Regions from separate parts of the Homo sapiens genome. Here all the other regions are linked to region 2. The links are chromatin contacts, found by Hi-C or POLR2A ChIA-PET in ENCODE. All regions are on one chromosome and are shown on one strand. The core of a region is the stretch at or near the end of the contact, and the rest is flanking DNA. Distances in the headings are between cores, read along the strand shown. Region 1 holds the start of AFG2A (AAA ATPase AFG2A). Region 2 holds the start of SCLT1 (sodium channel and clathrin linker 1). Region 3 holds the start of BBS12 (Bardet-Biedl syndrome 12).

Evidence for each region. Hi-C counts contacts between places; a loop is a spot of excess contacts on that map. ChIA-PET counts read pairs that join two places held with the same protein, here RNA polymerase II (POLR2A). Pooled maps may share reads with other maps.
Region 1: a loop to region 2 is called in a map of naive thymus-derived CD4-positive, alpha-beta T cell, with 7 times the contacts of the local background. The contact joins the promoter of AFG2A here to the promoter of SCLT1 in region 2. A Hi-C loop is called at or near these places in 1 of 168 maps with a recorded cell type or tissue (naive thymus-derived CD4-positive, alpha-beta T cell) and 4 of 50 pooled maps. POLR2A ChIA-PET finds 5 or more read pairs at or near these places in 1 of 52 experiments (GM12878).
Region 3: a loop to region 2 is called in a map of B cell, with 26 times the contacts of the local background. The contact joins the promoter of BBS12 here to the promoter of SCLT1 in region 2. A Hi-C loop is called at or near these places in 2 of 168 maps with a recorded cell type or tissue (B cell and naive thymus-derived CD4-positive, alpha-beta T cell) and 3 of 50 pooled maps.

Annotation. Positions count from the first base shown.
Region 1 is chr4:122,921,046-122,925,720 of GRCh38, reverse strand. AFG2A (AAA ATPase AFG2A) reads right to left here and starts at 2,643. Exons shown (of 16, transcript NM_145207.3): 1 at 2,416-2,643. The coding sequence starts at 2,578. NUDT6 (nudix hydrolase 6) reads left to right here and starts at 3,124. Exons shown (of 5, transcript NM_007083.5): 1 at 3,124-3,386. The coding sequence starts at 3,149. RefSeq lists enhancers at 2,282-2,651, 2,444-2,980.
Region 2 is chr4:129,091,728-129,096,549 of GRCh38, reverse strand. It overlaps SCLT1 (sodium channel and clathrin linker 1), which reads left to right and starts at 3,011. Exons shown (of 21, transcript NM_144643.4): 1 at 3,011-3,480. The coding sequence starts at 3,447. It overlaps C4orf33 (chromosome 4 open reading frame 33), which reads right to left and starts at 398. Exons shown (of 6, transcript NM_001099783.2): 1 at 341-398. RefSeq lists an enhancer at 2,747-3,316.
Region 3 is chr4:122,731,409-122,735,821 of GRCh38, reverse strand. It overlaps BBS12 (Bardet-Biedl syndrome 12), which reads right to left and starts at 3,118. Exons shown (of 2, transcript NM_152618.3): 1 at 2,938-3,118. It also overlaps the pseudogene CETN4P. RefSeq lists an enhancer at 2,659-2,868 and a silencer at 3,229-3,448.

The DNA of each region.
Region 1 (4,675 bases), core at 1,394-3,893, 6.2 Mb after region 2:
CTTAGAGTGCCAGGAGAGCCATGTGGGATCTGACCTAATTTCAAATAAGAGAATGTTTCTCAAAGGAAGTGATGTTAAGATCAGGTCTGAAAGAAGAGTAGGAACTAACTAAATGAGGAGAAGAAAAAGATAATTCTCAGCAAAGAGGACAGCATGTACAAAGTTCCTGGGCAGAAGGGGGTATGGCGCATCCTCAGGAGAGTATAGGCAGAGTGGTGGAGACATAGGGAAGCCATGTAAAGAAGGTCAAGACCACCCAGGACAATAGTGCAATAGGCTGCATCAAGATGCTGGTCATTACTCTGACAGCAGTGGGAGCCCAGAAAGGGATGAAAAGCAATGTCATGACAAGATCTTCATCTTACAAGATCATTCTGGCTGCAGAATGGAAAAGGAATAAGGGGCAAAATTGGAAGCTGGAAAATCAGTCAAAAGGCTGTTGTAGCAGTCCAGGTGAGAGATGATGGTGTCTGAAATTAAGGTAGAAACAGTGGGAATGGCATGCAGAAGAGGAATATGTAAAATATTTAGGTAATAAACATGATTTAGTGGTGGACTAGGTATGTGAGATATGGGGGGGAGAGTCATGGATGACTCTTAGGTTTCTGAATTTTGCAGCGGGAAAAACTGAACAGAGTTGAAGTTTATTTTGTTGGAGGAAATAACGGGCTCATGAAGTTAGTCCTGAAGTATCTTTGGGACACTCATGAGAAGAGTTATTGTACAGTGCTATTCAAAATATGACCCACAACGATTTGTTACTGCTTCATGACAAGTACAAAACAGGAGAATAAGTATATAGAAGCTTTTATTGAAATTTACAGAGTAATTTCACATCTGTTTAATAAAAATTTTTCCTTATTTTTCTAGAAAATCATTTTTACTGTATTTTAGAAAAGTGCTGATCTGTGACCTATTATAAATTTTAAAGTCTTCACCACAGAGAGCTTGAGAAGCATTTGGCTAAAAGGCAACCACATCAAGGCGCAAAAACAAAAGATTTACAAATATAAATCTGACACTGAAGAGACTATAGATGGGAAACTCTGGGCACTGGATGAACTTGCCAAGGAGACAGGATTTATTGAGAGGAAAAAAAAGGTTTTGGACTAAGAATTGACGAACTTCAACATTTAATGGTCAAGGGAAGAGGACGAGCCTGCAAAGAAAAATGATGAAACATCAACAAAGATGAAGAAAACCAGGCAAGTTTGACAACACATAAGAAGTTAAGTGTTTCGAGAAGGAGGGAATGGTCAACAATACCAAAAGTTGCTGTGGTCACGTAAGGTTTATCAACACGGAGATGCTCGGAGACCACACCAGGAACAGTTTCCATGGAATGATGGGGTGGAAGTCAAAGAGGAATAGGCTAGGGAGAGTATGTAAGTGGTGAGGCGGCAGAGACCACTCCATTTAAGAAGCTTGGCAATGGATAGAGAGACGGTTGCAGGAAGAAAATGTGGAGCTTTTGTTCTGATTTAAGATGGAAGAGAAATGAGCATGTTTACATGTCAATGGGAAGGATCTAGTTCAAAAACAAGTTGAACCTTCAGGACAGAACAAGTTGTCCTCTGATACCTAAGGCAGAGTGAAAATACCATGTGAACTCTAAATTGTCTTTAAGGTCTGATTAGACATAAAAGTTTTTGCCACTAGTCTGGTCCATTTTTCAAAGCTATTACACATCAAATATAAATTTTCAATTTTTAATTCAATTTATAAGACTTTTCAGTATAAATACGTTCTCCCAAATCAAAGGAGCTGTCATCTAGGAATGGCTTTTAAGTCAAACACATCTGGACTCAAATATCGGCTCTGCCACTTAGCACCTGTGTAGCCTGAATGGAATCACGTTAACTTTCCTCCCTCTATAAAACTGTCATTACTATACCCATCGGTCACGGCTTCTGTAGAAATTAGATGAGCTATATATACTGCTAACACTAGTGTGCAGTTACTAGCAGTTATTAAATATCATAACCTGCGTAGTACTGGAAGAAAATGCTATCATCACTCCTAAAGGCAGAGTGATCCACATTTTTACTGAATTGGTTATTTAGTTTTTTAGGATAAGTATCCCATGTTCGCTAGTTATGAACAATTTTGCAATTAAATGTGTCGTTAATGTTAAATGAGACAAAGCGTTTCAAGTGCAACTTAAAAATTCAAAATAATTTACAAAAGAGAAACCTTGGACACGGATAAACCATTTCAGCCTAACTTCTCCAGTGCAGGCGCGGCTACGTTTGCATGCTTCTTACATACAGAAGTCTTACACGCTTCTGTGCCGCTCTCAGACCCATGCCACGCCCAACTTTCAAAAGTCTCTGCACCCCAAGTCAGTATCACTGAGTCTCCCGCCCCTCAGGTTGCGCCCCCTCGGCCTCTAGTCTCCCACCCGGAATTCTTTACCCTTTTCTAATAAGTTGGTCACCGTCAGAGTCCCGGAGGTTGCCGCGAAGTCTGATCCAGCAGAAGGAGCCCGTGCCTCCGCACAAGAGGAAGCAGCAGAGGGCAAGGACGAACCATTTTCCGCGCTTTGGTTCAACCGCTTTCTATTCTTCTTGGAAGACATGGTCACAAGGTACCCTAGCCGAAGCAGTAGAAAAGCCGACTCAATGTGCGCGCTTCAACTGAGAGAAAAACTTCCGGGGCAGAAGTCAGCGAGGGTCCGCCCCTGCGCCGTAATCCCCTGAGTGGAGCGCAGCAGTGCACAGCGTGGTGGGAGGGACTGAGCGTTTTCAAAACCAGCAGTCTTTGAAACAGCTGTAACGGCATCTGTGAAAGAAGATAGGTTCCAGGAACGGAACTGCCACTTAGATTGTAAATTCCTGAAAAACAGGACGTTTTTGCATCTCCTCCCGGCTTCCCCATCCCTAAACCAACGTCTGTTGAATTAAACTACCAAACAAAATAAGTGAGTGGCGGTGGGGGAGGAGGTTTTCCCCGCTTAACTGGAGCGGGGCAAATTGCTGAGAAGGGCTGGTGGACCACTTCGCGGTCTCCTTGGCATAGCTCTGCAGAGTGGTAACCCCAGCTCAACTCTGAGGGTATTGATGGCACTCTTCTAAAATGTACGGCCGCGATCTCCGCTCTGGAGCGCGGAGGGGTCATTTGGGCAACGGACGAATTAAGCGGCGTGGAGATGCGGCAGCCACTGAGCTGGGGCCGCTGGCGCGCGATGCTTGCCCGAACCTACGGCCCCGGGCCTTCGGCGGGTTACCGCTGGGCCTCGGGCGCACAGGGTTACGTGCGGAATCCGCCAGTTGGAGCGTGCGATCTGCAGGGCGAGCTGGACAGATTCGGGGGCATCTCGGTGCGCCTGGCGCGGCTCGATGCGCTGGACCGCCTGGACGCTGCCGCCTTCCAGAAGGGCTTGCAGGGCAAGTGCGCCTGGGACGAAGGGCTCCCGGGGCTCCAGAGCTTTTCTAATGAAATAACCGCGGCCCCCACTCCCTAGTCGCTCTGTGCACCACTGTCGAGCCCAGAGGGAAAGGGAGAAGGCACGCGTGACCTGGACCTGTTTTCTGGAGCATTCGTGCTTAGACCTTTTGCTGGGAGGTCTCTAAGGCGGTTGGGTGAAATGGTGAAGATCCCGGACTTTGGGATCTGCAACCCTGGTTGCTGGTCCACTTTCTACTGTGCGACATTCGGAAATTGCCGTAAACCACCATTTCCTCTTCCACAGACCCCGGTGATAAGAACTCCTGGAATTACTGAGAGTTAATTTGGATAATGCACATAAAGTGCACAGCACAGTGCCTGCCACGTATTTAAAGCTCAGTAGATGTTTGTTAATATTATATTATTACATTATTAGTATCCTTTACCGAGCCTTGGTTCTGTCGGACACTTTTCCCAAGGAAAAAAACTCTTACATTCTAATACGGGTGGTGGACTGAGTGGACCAAAGAGGCTTTTCTTTTTTATTTTTAATTTTTGTGGGTCCATAGTAGGTGTGTATGTTTATGGGGTATATGAGCTATTTTGATAGAGGTATAAATGTGTAATAATTACATCAGGGTAAATGAGATACTCATCACCACAAGCATTCAACCATAATCCAGTTACTCTTAGTTATTTTTAAATGTACAGTTTGTTTTTTTTTTTTTTTTTTTTTTTGAGAGAGGGTATCATTCTGTCTCCCAGGCTAGAGTGCAGTGGTAGGATCAGGGTTCACTGCAGCCTCCAACCCCTGAGCTCAAGCAATCCTCCCACCTCAGCCTCCTGGGTAGCTAGGACTACAGGCGCGCATCTGGCTTTTTTCTATTTTTTCTAGAAACGGTGTCTCACTGTGTTGCCCAGGCTGGTCTCAGTCTCCCGGGCTCAACTGATTCTCCCGCCTTGGCCCCTCAAAGTGCTGGGATTACAGGCAGGAGCCACTGCACCCAGCCTGAATCTTTATTGAATATAGTCACCCTGTTGGGCTATCAAATACTAAACCAGAGAGGTTCAGAGTGTCACATTTGTATACAAATTGGGTCAACAGCTGTCTCAGCGAGAACTGGAGTTTTTTAGAATAACGCTTCTTTTATGATTAACCAGGGACGGTGGTGGGTGGTTTCAGTCTTCAATAAGAAAACTTTTTACTGGCTTTCAACCTTGAGCCCAATGATAAGAAAGCTTGGATGGAGGAGCCTTCACTTTGGAAGAAGTCGATTTAGTGGTGCAG
Region 2 (4,822 bases), core at 1,762-4,261:
TCCGCAAAGTTTAAAAGAAATAAGTTATGGTAAAGGTGTTTTCTCAACCAAATGATCTGCAAGGAAAATTTCCAAATTCCTCTGCTCAACAAAAATTTCTTTAGTTTTTCTACAATAATGATTTCTTTTCAGTTTCCATACCTCCCCGAGGCCCCGCCCATTTATCAGGGAAACGGAGAAATGAGGAAGTCAGCCTGAAAGGGGGAGTACGCTCACTTAGCAGGAGACAGCTGAAAAGTAAAATACTTTTCAGTATTTTCCAGAGATCAAGCGAAAAACAAGACCTGGCGACGACGAAAGGAATGTCAGAGAGAAGAGGGAACAACTAGAGAACACAGACCACGAAGCTTTTCTCAAACACTGGCTTCTTCTTTTCAGCCGAGGTCACAGGAGAGGGCTCGGCTTTAGGCTCCACCCAGCTGCCTACACGTTCTGGGGGAGGGGCTTAGAACACTGAAGCTAAGACGCTTGATTTTTCTAGGAAAGAAAGATGTTGAAGGGCCACACATGAACAACTGAAGACTTCTAATCGTTCCACTAAAGTATGAGTGGTTTCCTAGAAGAAGGAAGGGTGATTCAGAAATATAAATACTGTGCAATAATTTGAAAATCAACTGTAAATCATTAAGATTACAATATAACATGTACAGAAATATTTCATTTAATACAACTAAAGGCTAACTGGCCATATAAGCAAAAACTATAAATTATATTATACCAGCTATAAACTATATTATACTATATTCCTGGGGAGGCATGTTCATAGCAGTTAACAATTGTGAAATTAGAACCATACTGCCTGGGTTCAAATCTCAACTCAGGCACTTGCCAGCTGTGTGATCTGTTCTGATCCTTGCTTAAACTTCTAACTTTGTATTCTTCCTGGTACTTTGCACATAGTACTGGGTGCTCAATGTCAATTGATCAACCAAATGAATGTTAGTGAAATGTCACTAATTTTCAATCTATACAACTTTAGGGGTTTTCTTTATTGCAGAAAAGTCATATAAAAACATTAAATGGTGGCTTGACAAGAGTTACACACAAACTACATACATTTCTGCTTGTCATTCCTTGTATTCAATTTATACTAATAGATACTTTTCATGAACATCCACTGAATTCTTTCATTCCTTCCATCAGATATTTAATCAACTCTGTGTTCCAGGTATTATGATGGAGCCTGGAGACAAACTACAAAACATGACAGATAATGCAGGAAGGAGCATGAAGTAAGTACTAAGGTGGCACCTACCTTGGGAGAAGTGGATAAAGAACTCAGGAGATGTGAAAAGGAGGAACATGAGAGGGGATCCTTTAAGGATAAGTGAAATCATCACAATTTTGTTTCCTAATGATGAAACTTATGTTGAAAATACTCCATTAAAATTCAACTACTAAAATCTTGTAACCACAAACACAAACGCAAAAACAAAAAACTATCATGATCATAATTATGATCATGTAAGCTAAAAAATTCGAGTGCAGACATAAAAGTTTTCACCTGAGATATTCACTTTATGTAAATACCACTCATCAGTTATAGCCAGAAGGTATTTGCTTCCATCCAGTTTGGGTGTAAGCGTAGAGTTAAGTCTATAATTATTTATTTGATGCCAAGTAGAAATACGACAATATACAAGGTTCAAATGTGGGAGAAGTTACAAGCAAGTCCTTGGAGAGTCAGTGAGATGTTTATGAAGAAAGAGTCATATACTGAACTTCAAAAACGAGTTGGACCTTGCACACTCAATTTTCCCTTAGCTATAACGTTTATACAAAAAGTTTTTGTGTAAACGTTATAGCTACTAAAAATCAGAACAAGTTCAATTATCACCAACTCAAAGCTGGATTAGACCTTTTCAATGATTATTAAGCTACACATCCATATTTAACAGCTAGTCTTTAGAGGAAGGGACCATCTCATTCTATTAACAGTGAGTATTGAGTAAGGCCTTCAGATGCCTAACTGCATATATTTGAATACATTTTTAAAATTTCTTAACACATATCGCTAAGGTTACTTTGTTTATATGACATTATGAGTACGGGACAACAAAACTCTTAAGCCGTTAAACAGAAAGCCAAATCAAGCTGCATCTATGACATGCCTGTTTAGTGAAACTTTACTTCAGTCCATAAAAATACAATTTATTAAAAGCACAAAACTAGTGGCTAGCTTCAAGTTAACATTTTTGTTGCTAGTGGTGAGATTTCCTCTAATGTTAAATGATTTTTTTTAAAAAAATACGTTTTAAGTCCAGACAAAATTAATTTTCAAAAATGAAAATTGTAATCTATCCACAAATGTAAGTTTTACCGTTTTGTTTTTTGCAAAAAAAAGTACCTTTTATCTTTCCTTATATTTGAGGAAACAAGCTTATCTTTGAAGAAGTAGCTGCTGAATTTGCAAGATCTTTTGAGTACTTCTAACTACACGCTTTATTACTACACAGTTAAATATTTAAACAACAGTTGTCTCCTTTGTCTAAAGACCCACAAAGACCGAGAAGGTACTTACCTTCTTGAGATGACCAAATCCAAACCTAGAACTCCTCCAGAGGTACAGCCTTGGTGGGAGATTCTGAAGACGCCAGTCTGGCTTCTATCCCTAGCCGCAGGAACCTGCATCTTTTACTTAGTCCAGAAAGGCTTAGTATATTAGTAACCCAAAGATAGTGAGGGCATTTAAACTGTGTATTTCATTCTCTACTCACGTTTGCATTTTGGTTTTTTGTTTGTTTGTTTGTTTGTTTTAAAGAGGTTGGGCCTCACTACCTGGAGACACTGTCCCACCAGTTTGGCCGCCGCGCCAAGCCGGTGGCTCAGCCCGCTGTCATCCAGGTTCTCACGACTCCTCCCATTGCTTGACAGCCAGCCAATAGCGTGCTAGGACTCTAGGACGCGCGATGGCGTAAGCTCCAACGCCCGCGTGATGACGCAAGAGGCGCCACCGTCTCCAAGGAGTGGTCCGGGGCACCGGTTTCAAAGTCGCAGGGCGGGCCGAGTGGACTTCCGCTGCTGGCCTGGGGCTTCCCAGCCGTCTTGGCGTTGTCCTCTCCAACCCCCGCCGCTCCGCGTAGAACGCCGCTCTCAGGCTGCCGTCAAGCTCCCGCGGCACTCTCCTAGGTGGCCCGACGAGACCCAGAGTGACCCGCGGGACGCCTGTATCGACCGCGTCCTCTTCCCACCAGCGTGGGATTCGGTTGAACGTGGAGTCCCCAGCAATCTTCAGTCTCTCACCAGGGCCAGGGACTCGTCTGGGGCGCGGGGGAAAGAAGCGTGGCGGGGCTGTAGATGCCGCGTGAGTAGGATGCAGATTGCACCGCTGGAGCGCTTGACAACCAACCGAGCGTTGGCTTAGTTTTGTTTTCCCGCACAGCAAGCTCTCTGTCTTTCAGAGGAAGGTAAAGGTGGTGAAAGCTCTAAACTAAAATTGTATCGAAATGGCTGCAGAAATCGACTTTCTGAGAGAGCAAAGTAAGCTCCATGTTTTTTTGAGACTTCATATACAATGTTTAATATCGTCGTCGTTGACCGACAAATCTTTTTTGAATGCTGGTTGGGTACATTTAAATTGGTAAAGAGTTAAAGAAGTTAGTTGCAGGAAAAAAAAAACCTTGATGTTATACGTGAGGATGTGTGTATATTTAAGCAGAACCGTGTGGTAGTACTTGTAGCTTACACAGAATTCTACTAGACGCTAAACATGTTTGTTATGCTCCTCTCGTGCTCTGAAGATTAGAAGGCTAATGGCCAGCAGGAGTTTCCAAGTGTGCATTTAAAATCTAGGGGCACAGCTCTCTGGCCATTTATTAAAAAGATGTTTATTGAACTCCTGTTTCTATTATGTACCAGACACTATGGAAGAACAGCTGCTGCAAAGATAAACAGGACAGTTTTTACCTCCAAGAATTTAATTTGGGGAGGGAAATGTATTCCAAAATATATTGAAGTGACAGCAACTGCTGGCTCTTTTGCCACAGTCTCATAGGGTTGTTGGAAAGATTAAATGAATATTAAAATATGTAAAGGATTTAGAATAGTATCTGATACATTGTGTTAAACAAATATTAACTATTACACGATTATTATTAAAATATGTTCAAGGAAGGTGCTATTGGGCTGAAACGTGCAGTACAAATATGAATTTACTATATGAAAAACTCTAGGCATCCCAAATAGAACAATATTTGTGACACTGAGGGGATTAGGAATATGCTTTGTTAAAGACTTGCAATACGGCTGGTTTGAGTGTAATATTGATGTAAATTGAATTGGAATATTTATATAGGGAAATGGCAAGTGCAGTTGAAGGCGTAGAAAGGGGCTGGATGGTGAAGGGCCCTGTCTTCTCTGTGCTAAGGAGTATGGACCATTGCATGGGTTATAGGAATTCAGTTGAGAGTGGCATGATCAAATTGTAGTTTAGAAGGCCCGGTCTGATTTTTACGGGGAATATGCATTATAGCAGAGTGCAGTTAGTTGTCTACTGTCATCATTCAGGTAAGAAGTAAACTAAGTTGGGCACAGGGAGACTGGAGATCAGGGGATTTGAGAGAAAGAGGTAGAGAGCAACTTAGTTTTTGCTTGAGCAACGGGGAAGTTAGGAAAAAGGTAGTAAGTTCCGTTTTGGTAGCATTATAGACCAGTGGTTAAGAACTCAGTCAGCCTCTGGATTTAGTCTGTCTGGGCTCACAGCCTACCTCTTTCCAGGTCTGTGACCTCGAGCAAGTTTCCTAGCTTTTCTGCACCTCAGTTTTCTCATTTATATAATGAGTATAAGAACACAAGAATCCTCTTGAAGTTGTGAGACTTAAAT
Region 3 (4,413 bases), core at 1,869-4,368, 6.4 Mb after region 2:
ACTTATTTATTTTTTATAGACTACATCTCTCTCTTAGAATGTAATTTCCAGGAAGGCAATTTTAGTCAATGATGTATATCCCGAGTACCTACAATATTGCCTGACACACAGCAAGTACTCTATAAATATTTGGTAAGTGAATGAATTTTTTTCACCATATTTGTTCCCCCAAATTTAAGTACAAAACTGAAGCAAGAGAAAACAGACGGTACTTTTAGTATTTCTCCAACATGAATATAAGTTTTAACCATCCTTGGAGTTGACTTGATTCCTATTTGGCACCGCCTTAGTTGAGGCCCTTTAATTGCTTCTAATGAGAGTTCCTCCTTCATATGGTGGTCAGAATTAGCACTGAAAAAGCACAAACCTAAACAGATTACTCCACTGCCAAAAAACATCTATTTATCTTAAAAAAGAAAGTCTTTACTCCTTGGCTTGATATATGTGCCTTATAATCTAACCTCAACCTAATTTATGACTCTTCTCCCACCTTTCCTTATAAACCTCATGATCTTGTCACGCTAGAACATATTTATTTTCACTAAGCTATACTGATTTGAATAGTCTATATTTTCTTCATCTCCATAGATGCTATAGATCTTTCATGACCCAACGCAAATGCCTCATTTCCTATCAGGACTTCTCTAATGCCCTGGGGTAGAGTTGTCCCTCCTTTCTGTGCTCCCAACGCACTTTCTATACCCATCTACCAAAGCAGATTAAAAATACCCTGTATTAAAAACATTGTATTATGTTTGTGTCTAGCTCCCCCACTAATCTGTAGATTCCTTAGTTATTCATCTTTTATATTCTATTTTTATTTCTTTCGAACTCACCCAGTAGTTGGCATAGTGCATGACATATAGAAAACATTAAATACATTTGGGAGATTTAAGAGTGCCTATGTGTTTAATGTTTTCCTGGATAATGATGATGATTAATGTTCTAAAGTGCAGTTAGATTCGTTAATAGCTAGTTTTCAAAACTAATTACATCCTATTCAAGATCTGGGAGTTGGAATCTGAGCCTACAATTAAAAAAACATTTTAACTAGCAGTAAATATTCCAAATATAAAAGCCTAAATCATAGTGATATAAAAATAGGTTAATATACTACTCCGCCATTTAATTGTCATTAGATCAAACATGATCCAAGAGATCCTCGAAATTAGGATTGGGTTGAGTATATACTTGGTCACTATTCATTTCTGGGTCTAAGAAATCCTTTTAATATTAGTATTAAAAATGAAGTATATGGCCGGGCGCAGTTGCTCACGCCTGTAATCCCAGCACTTTGAGAGGCCGAGGCGAGCGGATCATGAAGTCAGGAGATGGAGACCATCCTGGCTAATACGGTGAAACTCCGTCTCTACTAAAAATACAAAAAAATTAGCCGGGCGCGGTGGCGGGCGCCTGTACTCCCAGCTATTCGGGAGGCTGAGGCAGAAGAACGGCGAGAACCCGGGAGGTGGAGCTTGCAGTGAGCCGGGATTGAGCCACTGCACTCCAGCCTGGGCGACAGAGCAGGACTCGGTCTCAAAAAAAAAAAAGTGTATGACCTTGAAACTGATCAAGAGCAACTTTCCAAGTGAGATAAATGACGTGAAAAATCATATATTAAAGTGACCACATTTTACTTAACTCAAAAATTATCTTGGATTTGTGCCATTTTAATTTTCACTGGGTAACTTTATATGGAAAAATCACCTGCAATATGAGGATAAACTTACCTATTTTCCAGAAGCCTAATGAGATTTTTATCAATGATTACAATACTTGCGTGTCTGTCTGGGATATAATATGAACAAGACAGGCTGATGGCTTTGGAAAATGTGCCATGTTTCTACTCAATGAAGCATGAAAAGTGATTTGACAGAGTGCTTCAAGAATGCACTTTGCACTTGTTTTCCTCTCCTGCCTTCAGGAAGATAAGTGAGACAAAAAAAAAAAAAAAAAAAAAAAGACTAAAGTTAGTATTCTTCCTGAATCCATTTTTGAAGAATCCAGTATAATTTTTAGAAAATATTTCCTCTAGAGAAGACATTGTAGGAGGCATAAAAGGGGTCCGCATGTGTGAGCAATTAAAGGTTAGAAGTTTTAAGATTCTCTCATTCCTTCATTCCCACCAGGAAGTCAGTGGTCCATCCTACCTCAGTCTTTCTCCCCTGTCCTTTAAGCTGATTCCTGGCCAAATTCAGAACGGGCAGAAGCAGTAAATCTGGCCCTCTGGACAAGAGATTGAGTTGGTTTACAAAAGTTTCACAAGTATCTAAATCTAGGCCGTTACTGAATCAACTGGATAATCAGACTACCTGTGTCTGACTCTGAAGTGCAGATCAAGTTGATATCGTTGACAACTGGCCAAATCTTAGGACTGGGCCAAGGAAATGGCTGGATGTGTGTGTGTGTGTGTGTGTGTGTGTGTGTGTGTGTGTGTGTGTGTGTTGGGGTTGGAGGGCGGGGTCCGATAGTAATTATGGGTGGGGCCAAAGTCCTACCTCGTAAACAAATGCTACACGAAACATGTAAAAACGTTTATCTATGTATGTAGTGAAGCTTTAAATACATCCCAAGACCCATGCTTATCCCAATACCCACGTCCCTCCAACGACACTGTTACCCCATGCCACTGCTATACAGAATTCTGGTGTCTACCATGCCAGAATCCCTGCCCAAAACAGGGAGGAGGTAAATGGCTGAAGGCCCAGCTCCAGGCACTGTAGAAAATGAGGAAAGTCTAGCGGCAAAAAGAAAGGGCAGTCCCCTCTTCCTCTAGTACTCCTAGCCACATGCTGGACCAATTCACCCCAGGACCTCCAGGCCCTAGATTCTCATTCTTTCCCTGGCCCGAAGAGGACAGAAAAATCAAACACACGGGCTCCCACGTCTTCAGGAAAGACTTAGCTTAGCAGTCAGCGGAAGCACCTCACTACTAACCTCGCTCCTTTCTCCTCTCCTACAGGGGGCTGGAGTTCCCGGCTTCCCACCGGCCAGACGCGATTCTGGCTGGGACAGCAACACCAAAAACGCCAGGGCTAGGGAGCCCAGTTCCCCGTCCGCAGTTTGCGCATGTGCGAAGAGGGGCTTCTGGAGGAGCCGGGGGCTTAGTTGCTAAGAGACACAGCTGGAGAGAGAAGTTCCGCTTAACGCCGGGCTGCGAAAGGCGGGGACGTCACGCTATTGGTAGGGAGTAGAGAGAAAGGGCTGGTTTAAAGGCCTTTTTTTCTGTCCATTGGATGAACTGGATGTCAATAACTCAGGCTGGGTGGGCGGGGCTGAGAGAGGTCGGTGAGAGCGGCCTTAGCAACCGCCAGTGAGCTGTGAAGACTTGGGTTGGGCGGGGCTGCGGGAGGTGACGCCGGGAGGTCCCGGCTGAGAGCGCCGGCTGCCGGCTGGGGACCTGGTGAGTGTGAAGCTGTAACCTTCTGCTGGGGCCGGGGCCGAAGTTTTTCCGCCAGAGCAAGGAAGGCTGCCCCTGGCAGCAACTGCACTCCTTCCTTACTCCTGTTGAGATTCATTTTATAGTAGGAAATAGGTACTTTAATATAGTTTATCATCAATTATTCTGGTTCTGCTAACTATTCCAGTTATATAATTTATCTTTCACCCATATGTGTGTGTATTACAGGCATCTAACTACCATACAAGTTCAGACCAATGGAAGAAAAGAGCAGCAAAAATTGAACTGAATGAATCCCAAAAGCAAGAAATTAAAGACGCCTTTAATTTATTTGATATTGATGGGTCTGGAACCATCGATGTAAAAGAAGGTTCTGAAATTATTTCTAATTCTAAATCATTTTAAAAACCATATTATTTGTGGCAATCTTTAAGGCTTTCTTTAAAAGTAGTCTTCTGAAAGCTTAATATAAAGTCTCTTCAGTGCATATGCCTGCCCTGCATTAGCAAAACGATATCTTGTTAAGCATTTTAATTGTGTTTTATAAATGAGTAGGCAAAAGCCCAGGGTGTAACAGTGATGTACATGATGGCACAGTAGGACTGAAACACAGGCCTGCTGACCTAATTTTCTGTTTATGCTCAGTCCATAATAGAAAAGAGAGAAGCTCTTAATAGGGAGTTAAAAAGCTTAGAAAGAAATCATGGCATATTATAATTCCTTTTCTTCCTATTTCAGATTGCAGTGTGGGCCTTAGGATTTGAACCAAAGAAAGAAGAAATTTAAAAAATGGTAGCTGAAGTTGATAAAGAAGGAATTGGCACCATTAGTTTTGAAGATTTTTTTTTGCCATTATGAGTATAAAAATGATATAGTTATGATTTTATTTTTCAAAGAAATACTAGCAATAACCTGCTACATTTTAGGGCTGGAGCAATCAGAAGTTTTATAGAGAAGCAATTAGAACTAGGTTTTTAAGGATGGGAGATAGGAAGAGCAAGATTAAATATGTT